Regions from separate parts of the Homo sapiens genome. Here region 2 is linked to region 1. Evidence: chromatin contacts called from ENCODE Hi-C or POLR2A ChIA-PET data. All regions are on one chromosome and are shown on one strand. The core of a region is the stretch at or near the end of the contact, and the rest is flanking DNA. Distances in the headings are between cores, read along the strand shown. Region 1 overlaps LOC124904197 (a long non-coding RNA gene). Region 2 holds the start of GNG12-AS1 (GNG12, DIRAS3 and WLS antisense RNA 1).

Evidence for each region. A loop is a pair of places that touch in the nucleus more often than their neighbours do. ChIA-PET counts read pairs that join two places held with the same protein, here RNA polymerase II (POLR2A). Pooled maps may share reads with other maps.
Region 2: a map of endothelial cell of umbilical vein shows a loop between it and region 1 (3-fold over the local background). The contact joins the promoter of GNG12-AS1 here to the enhancer-like site in region 1. A Hi-C loop is called at or near these places in 1 of 168 maps with a recorded cell type or tissue (endothelial cell of umbilical vein) and 1 of 50 pooled maps. POLR2A ChIA-PET finds 5 or more read pairs at or near these places in 2 of 52 experiments (H1 and PC-3).

What each region holds. Positions count from the first base shown.
Region 1 is chr1:67,624,946-67,628,553 of GRCh38, reverse strand. LOC124904197 (a long non-coding RNA gene) reads right to left here. Exons shown (of 2, transcript XR_007066160.1): 2 at 1,683-1,915. Among named protein-coding and RNA genes, the nearest start is that of GADD45A, 58 kb to the left of the region's middle. Within about 2 kb of position 1,918, at least 3 of the 41 ENCODE cell types and tissues checked have a DNase peak (open chromatin) inside an H3K27ac peak, as active enhancers do; they include PC-3, where a contact is called at or near this core.
Region 2 is chr1:67,830,609-67,834,216 of GRCh38, reverse strand. GNG12-AS1 (GNG12, DIRAS3 and WLS antisense RNA 1) reads right to left here and starts at 1,929. Exons shown (of 10, transcript NR_040077.1): 1 at 1,781-1,929. GNG12 (G protein subunit gamma 12) reads left to right here and starts at 750. Exons shown (of 4, transcript NM_018841.6): 1 at 750-873.

The sequences.
Region 1 (3,608 bases), core at 669-3,168:
TTGATTCCCTCAAAGGAAGGCCTGGGACAAAGGTTTTTGCATGGGTCATTTATCTGGGAAGTGATCCCAAGAACAGGAGAGAGGGATCAGGGAGGGTGGGATAAAGGAAAATGGAAAAATGGAAAGCCAGTAATGGATGTGTATCATATTGGTCACTGCCACAGGACAGTGATGCTGGACCCCTGGGGCCTCCAAGAAGCATTTACGCTGCATTTCAGGACTGTCCACCTGAGAGAGATAAGAGGGAGAAGCGGTTATCCACTGATTCTTGTACTTCAGTAATCCTGATTCCACATGAAGTGTTATCCCAACCCCCACCCCCAATCTGGGTTGCACACGCCCAAGTGTTAGGCATTTCCACAGGCAACCAGAATGACTAGGCATCCAGGGGCATCAGAGAAGCCCCAAGGCACGAAGCGTGGTCTAAGCCAATTGTTGAAAAAAGTTACTGTCTGTGTAAATTGAGTCATAGCCAGGGTAGAACCGCTTGCCAGAGCCACTAATGGACTCAGAAATGAGGCCAAGAGGATATGAGAGGGTGCATAAGAGACACCCAAGTCATGGGACCTCCAGGTGGGTCTGTCCAGGTGGCACATATGTAAATCATCTAAAGTTCTGGAGAGAGACTGGGGCTGGAGACAAAGATTTGGCAATCATCAGTATCCAGGAGGTTGTTGAAACCATGAGGAAAGTGTGTCAAGTGCCCAGAGCAGTGAGCTGAGGAGGAATCCTGGAGGACCCTGAAGGACTGAGCAGAGGAAAAAAAGCCCACGGAGGCACAGGAATGGCCAAGGAGATGTAAGCAGAACCTGGAAAGGATGGTGCCATGGGAGCCAAAGTAGTAGCAGGTGACAAGGAGATTAGCTGAAGGTCTCCAGTGCATCACACCATAAAAAAAATCCCACTGCGTTTGGCAATCAGGAGGTCTTGGGTGCCATCACCGAGAGGAAGCTCAGTACAACTGTGGTGTTAGAGGTCAGAAAATATTGGCCTGAGGTATGAATGGGAGGTAGAAATCTGAAAAGAATAGTGCACCCTGCTTAGTCACAAGGACTGCCCTTGAACAGGATGAGGGCAGTGAAGGCATGAGCACAGGGACAGAGAGAGGGCAGATTTTAGGTCAGAGAGTGAGGCACTGAAGGGGATCAGGCAAAACAGCCTTAGTTTTCTTGGTGAAGCAATATTCTGTGCTGAAACTGTAGTAGTACGTGAACTAGAACTGGCCATCCTCCTTCTCCTGCTGAGAGCTTTCAACCTGAGGACCGCAGGAGAGAGTTGGGCTAGTACTCAGTTATTTCTATCAGTCATTCAGTCAGACAGTCCATATTTACTGAATAGTAACAATGTACAAGGCCTTATGAAACTGGGGACAATACAAGATGACTGCGATTTATTCCCTACTTATAAGGAGCTTTCAAGCATAGGTCCTGGGAATTTGTTACAAACCAGAGGAAGCTAGAAACTGGACTGGGTCAGGGATGCTGGCCTGTGTCCAGAAGTCTATTCATTTATTCAACAAATCTACTGAGGGATTATTATGTGCCAGGCACTGATCCATGTGCTCAAAATATATCAGAGAACAAAACAGACAACAATCCTGGTCTCATGGACCCTATATTCTAATGGGGTATATTTGTCAGGGAAGTCTAAGTTATGCTGTATTAATAAGTGCAGAGTATCAGTGGCTTAACAAAACAATGCTTTATTTATTTCTCTTTTACACAAAATCCATTGTGATTCTACAAGGCAATTGTCTTCCATGCAGTGACTCAGGGGCCCAAGAGGTTTCATCTGAGGTTCCTTAGTTGTGATGGCAGAGGAAAGAGAAACCGAAGAACTTCCCATGGGCTTGTAGGTACTGCAGCTTGGAAATGACTCACAATGCTTTCTCTCAGGACTAATCACATGGCCTCGCCTACAACAAAAAAACTAGCAAATGTGAGGAAGCACATGGAATATTTGGTGAGTGTTATTGTTTCTGCCACATGGCAGGAAGCAGTCTATAGGCTAAATAAATAAATCAGTTACATACCATATTAGAAAGGGATGAGTGCCATGGAAAAAGCAGAGGAGGGTAAGGAGGATTGGCTGTGTTGGGGGAAGAAGTGGAGGGTGGAATTTTTAAATCAGGATAGTTGCTGTGGCCTCAATGAGAAGGTGGCATTTTGAGAAAAGCCTTCAAGGAGATGAGAGAGCCAGTTGAATCTCTGAGAGAAGAATGATCTCAACAGAAAGAATAATCTGTGCAAAGGCCCTGAGGCAGGAAGATGTCTTAGAGAGTGAAAGAGGTAGAAAGTGAGGTTGGAAAGGTACGGGGGGAGGGGCAGGGAAGGTGAGGAACAGCATGCAGATTGTGTATGGCCTTAGAAGCCCTTTGTCAAAACTTTGGCTTTTACTTTGAAAGAAAAGGGATGCTGCTGTTGGATTGAGGCAGAGGACATCACGGCCTGTCTGAGGCATTCATGTGATCACCCTGGATGCTCTGTGGCAAATAGGCTGTAGGGCAAAGTGGCTGCAGGGAGAACCAATAGAAGGCCATTACAGTCATCTAAGTGGAAGACAATGCTGGCTTGGACCAGACTAACACTGGTGAGAAGCAGTTGAATTCCGGAAAGTTTTGGAGGTCTGTGCCCTCACGTGGAGTTTCTGGAGCTCCCTTGCTTCATCAGTCATGACTTGTTAGGTCACAACAGCCCAGAGCCCCTGAAATGAAATTATCTCTGAGCCCATGGTGGGCTTGAGGGGAGGGGAGGGGCAGGAAAGGTGTCTTGTGCCAGGTGGATTCTCAGGTACAGCTTCCAGAGCATGGGGACGCTGCCTCAGGAGTGATCACACTCACTTCTCACTAGACCACAATTCTGCAGTCTCTCCACTGTCTTAAATCACGGAAATGCACTCTGAAGAGCAAGGTGGACAGACTGAGGCCTGCAGAGTCCAGGTGACTTAAAAATCCAGAGTCAGAGTCAGAAAAGGAGCCCCGGTGGCCTGTTCCCAGTGGAGAGCTGCTGCTTCCTTCCCTGCCCTTCCCTCCCGTGACCCGCTTTTGTCAAGATTAAGGTACGTGGGAGAGGGGAAGAGGGGCAAAGGAAGCCTTTCCTATTCTCTCATTCCCACCCCACTCCTCTGCACTTGGCACAGGCTTTGGGAGTCTCTGCACTCCAACAGAACTTTCTAGGTCTGGCACTATGAAGGACATGGAATGTATCAGGATGTAGAGCAAAATGGCCCATGCGGTGGTCAGAGATGGAAAGCACAGACTTTAGTATCAGAAGAACTGTTCCAATCCCAGTTTTTTCACACAAATCAGTTATGGTACCTTGTGAGGTTACTTTACCTCAGTGAATTTTCATTTCCTTGTCTGAAAAATGGGGATAATAAGCCTATCACATAGGATTGTTATAATAAACATAATATGTGTAAAATGTCTAGCTCAGAATAGAAGGATGTGACAGATCCTGTAAACTGGTTCATTCAACATCTATTCTCAAACACCGTCTTCTTTGCTTTTCTCTACTAGCAAGGGTCAAAGAGGAAATACCCAAACTCCCAGCTTCCCTGCAGCTGGGGTTGGCCACAAAACCCAGCTATGACCAATGAGACATAAATAC
Region 2 (3,608 bases), core at 680-3,179, 210 kb before region 1:
TTTGTACCTCTCCCATCACCTTTAGCATCGCAGTTGGTACACAGCGGGTGCTTGGTAATGTCTGTCGAATGGCCAAAGGAATAGTACAAAATCTGTGGAAGCGGAAATGGCTCCTCCATTTACCCGACCTTGAACCCTTCCAGAAAAGACCAACCAAATCCCATTAATTCATTAGGCAGAACTCTGCCAGGTACTGGACATTCGGAAACAAATTTCAGGGGGTCGGGGCAGATGGACGGGAAGCTCATGGTGGGTGGATGTACTACAAATTCTATAATCCGCAGTTATACCTCCACTTTCTGGGAAACTTCTCTCCGTGGCCCCAGGGCCCTTTAAATGTTACTATGCGTGTTTTCCTCCATAGTTTCTGGAACAGAACCAAACTTTCGTGTAGGGGTTTGGCAGCGCTCATCCTCACAGCCCTGGGGACCGCTGGCACAGGGGCAAGCGAGGCGTTCGCACGCGAAGGAAACTTGCGAGGAGTCAGGGCGGCCCCGCGCGGGGGCGGGTCGTAGAGTGGGGGCCCTCAAGTCCTAGAACTTCAGGTCCTCCATGAGAATTAGAGGAAGGGGGATGGCCAAAGACGACCAGACGTCCACCGAGCTTCCACAGGCCAGGCCTCGCCCCTCCTCCTGCGGGGCCACAACGCGGGCTCCCCGGCCCGGGACAGCACAGCCAGGGCGTCCGGGCGGGAGGCAGGGCCCGGCGCGGAGGAAGGAGCCCGGGGCCGCCGCCGCCCCGCCCACCCCAGCGAGGCGGAGCCGGCGCCCGGAGGAGCAAGAGGAGGAGGAGGAGGAGAGGTCGGAGCCGTCTCCAGGAGCCCTTAGAGACCGAGTCCCGGCGGCGACGGCGGGGCAGCGCACCGGCAGGCGGGTGAGTACCAAGCGGCGGGCGCGGGTGGTGAGTCGGGTCCCCGCGGGGTCGGGGCGCGGCGCGGGGCGTCGGCCAGCGAGTTCGGGGGCCGCCTCCGAGTCCCGGGTGCTGGGAAGCGAGATGGAGGGAGGGAGCGGAGGAAGGAAGGAAGGAGGGAAGAGTGTCCTGCTGGAGGGCGGGGACTGGTCTGGGCGCTGGGCGCCGGAGACCGGGGGGAGGGGGAGGAAGGGGCCAAGGGACACCGAGACCCAGAGGCAGAAACGGCGCGCGCGCCCTCGACGGGCGGCCGCCCGAGGTTGCGGGAAGCCGCCCCCACGGCTGTGGCTGGGGCTAGGGCTGGGGGTGGAAGGAAAGGTCTCCCCTTGAGCTCGCTTGCCTCCTCGCCAGCCTGCGGCCGTGCGCCCCGCGCCGGGTTGGGAGGCCCCCAGTGTTCCCAGCCGTGGCTTGTGGTGGTGTCAGGCGTTGGAGGAGGGCTGGCATGTGGGGGCGACAGGGACGCCACGCCCCTCTGCCTACTTTCTACCTCCCGGGACCAGCCGGCGGGAGCGCAGCCTTGGAATCCGCTGGGCGCTGGGGGTCTAGCAGGGAAATAGCGGGTCGCAGAGGGGAGAGCCCATATGACGCACCCCGCGAGGGACCCCCGAGTGGGGACCCGAGGCTGCTTTTCTGCAGACTGTATTTGCAAGTGGTAAGGGGGAGGTTGAGGCTTAGTCTTGGGTGATTTTTTTTTTTTTAATTATTGCCCCGACAGTTATCCCGTGGGGCAGGGTGAATTCTGTTTTTCATTTTAATTAGGGCATATCAATTAAAGCTAACTTTAAAACGCTGTCACTTAGCACCTCCCGTCACTCACTCGTCCCTCGCTTTGTGTGTCCTGTAAACTTGGCTTAAATCATTCATAACTCACGATAAGGAAGCCGTGATTCTTGTTCACGTCGCCGCAGTGGAGTGAAACTTTGCCCAACTGGGACTGAGTGGAGGCATTGCTGCGGCCGGTCATCTGGTGGTCATCCTGCCGGGCGTGGTTGTATACAAACAAGTGGGTCGAGAAGGAAATCTCTGAACACCAGAGGTAGAAGGGAGGTTCCTGCGCCCACGTGTCAGGGCGCGTTTAATGGCTGCTCCCAGCGGAAACAAACGGGAATTTATTAGACCGTGTGGAGTTGGACAAACTTCACATGATTAGCTTCCTTCCCATCAGTTACTTCCTCTCCCCCCTGCTGTCTTTGCCGACACAGTTTATATTTCCTGGGGCGGTTGTAGCTTCGCCTGAATAGGCTGTGTATAATGAATCTTTTGGATGTCGTCAGAGGCAGGGTCTGCGTCTGTGCCTTCTCTATTTTAAAAGCGGAGTTTGGCTTTGTTTTTAAAAGTGCTAGTCACCAGACTGCACCCTTGCCAGCGCTTCGCAGCTCTCGAAGTAAATTATCGCAGGATGGCGGCCCTCACCTAGGAGAACCAGGAAGGCAGGCAGCGCTAGAACGACGGGATTGAATTTTACTATTGCCAAAACAATCACATTCAAGTAAGGAGCTGTTTTGTTTTGTTTTTGTTTTTTTAACCAAATTATATATACTAGCAAGCCCCTTTTCTAGTAAACTAACGTTATTCACACACACAATTTTTAAAGTAATCAAAAATTTTACAGAGTCTTAAGTGATAAAAGGACTTTCAGATAAAATGTTCAGTCCCTTTGCCTTCTCTAATAGTTAACCAGCGCCGTAAAGCCCTGGTTTAAGTCCAAAAAATGCTGAAAAGTCTACTGCGTCGTTAGACCTTATAAATAATGCAGTCCTATTTTTGCTGTATTTAACTCATGTAATTTACTAGATATCGAACCCCCAACAGGGCACACAGCACTTAGATTTGTGTAGAAATATATGAAAATGTGAATCTGTGTTTCACAAGAGCCTGAAAAAAATAGAATTATAAAAATTTCCTGTCCAGAAAGCTCCAGTCTTACTTGAAAGCTCTCTAACAATTAGATTTGTGGATTTGTGTTGTCACTTGTTAGAGAATATCGGTGGTTTATTAAAGTGTGAGAGCAAAGGGCTTCATGGTCAGAAAACTTGAGGAAGTGGTTAGCCAATATCAAATTAGTTTTTTTTAAAATTAGAATTATGTGATTTATTGTGTTTTGCTTTGTTTTGGAGTTTTATGTCAGCTTAAGCTTAACCTAGGAAGGCAAGTTGTGAAAGCAAGTAAATTTTTCTGAGCCCTAACTTGGAAGAGAAGCTTGTTTAACAGTGATTTGGGGTGTTGGCTTTGGAGTCAGACAGACTTAGATGAAAATATTAGCTATTTAACCTTTTTCAGTCTGATTTATAAGATGGGGATAATAATGGTCTCTATCTGTAGGGCTTTACAGAAAGTATATGAAAACTTTGTCTTTGGAAAACACTTAAACTGGACTTAACACGCAGTACATGGTCAAAATTATTAGATATTTATCTAGCTTGTTCAAGCAGCAGGCTACTGGATAAATTGCAGGGTGGCAGCTTGAACCTTCCGGAAATGCTAGATAGAGCAATTTCAAATTCTACAGAAAGTAACTGGTGTGTGTGTGTTTGTGTGTGTGTATGTGTGATGTTTCTACCACAGCAATATGAATAATTATGATTAAAGGATTAATAGTTTTAATATGCTTTTAGTGCTAAAGTTACAGTTGCATAGTAATTTTGACAGTCAGAAACATTGCATTATCCTTTACATTTAAAGAGAATTTATATTTCAAA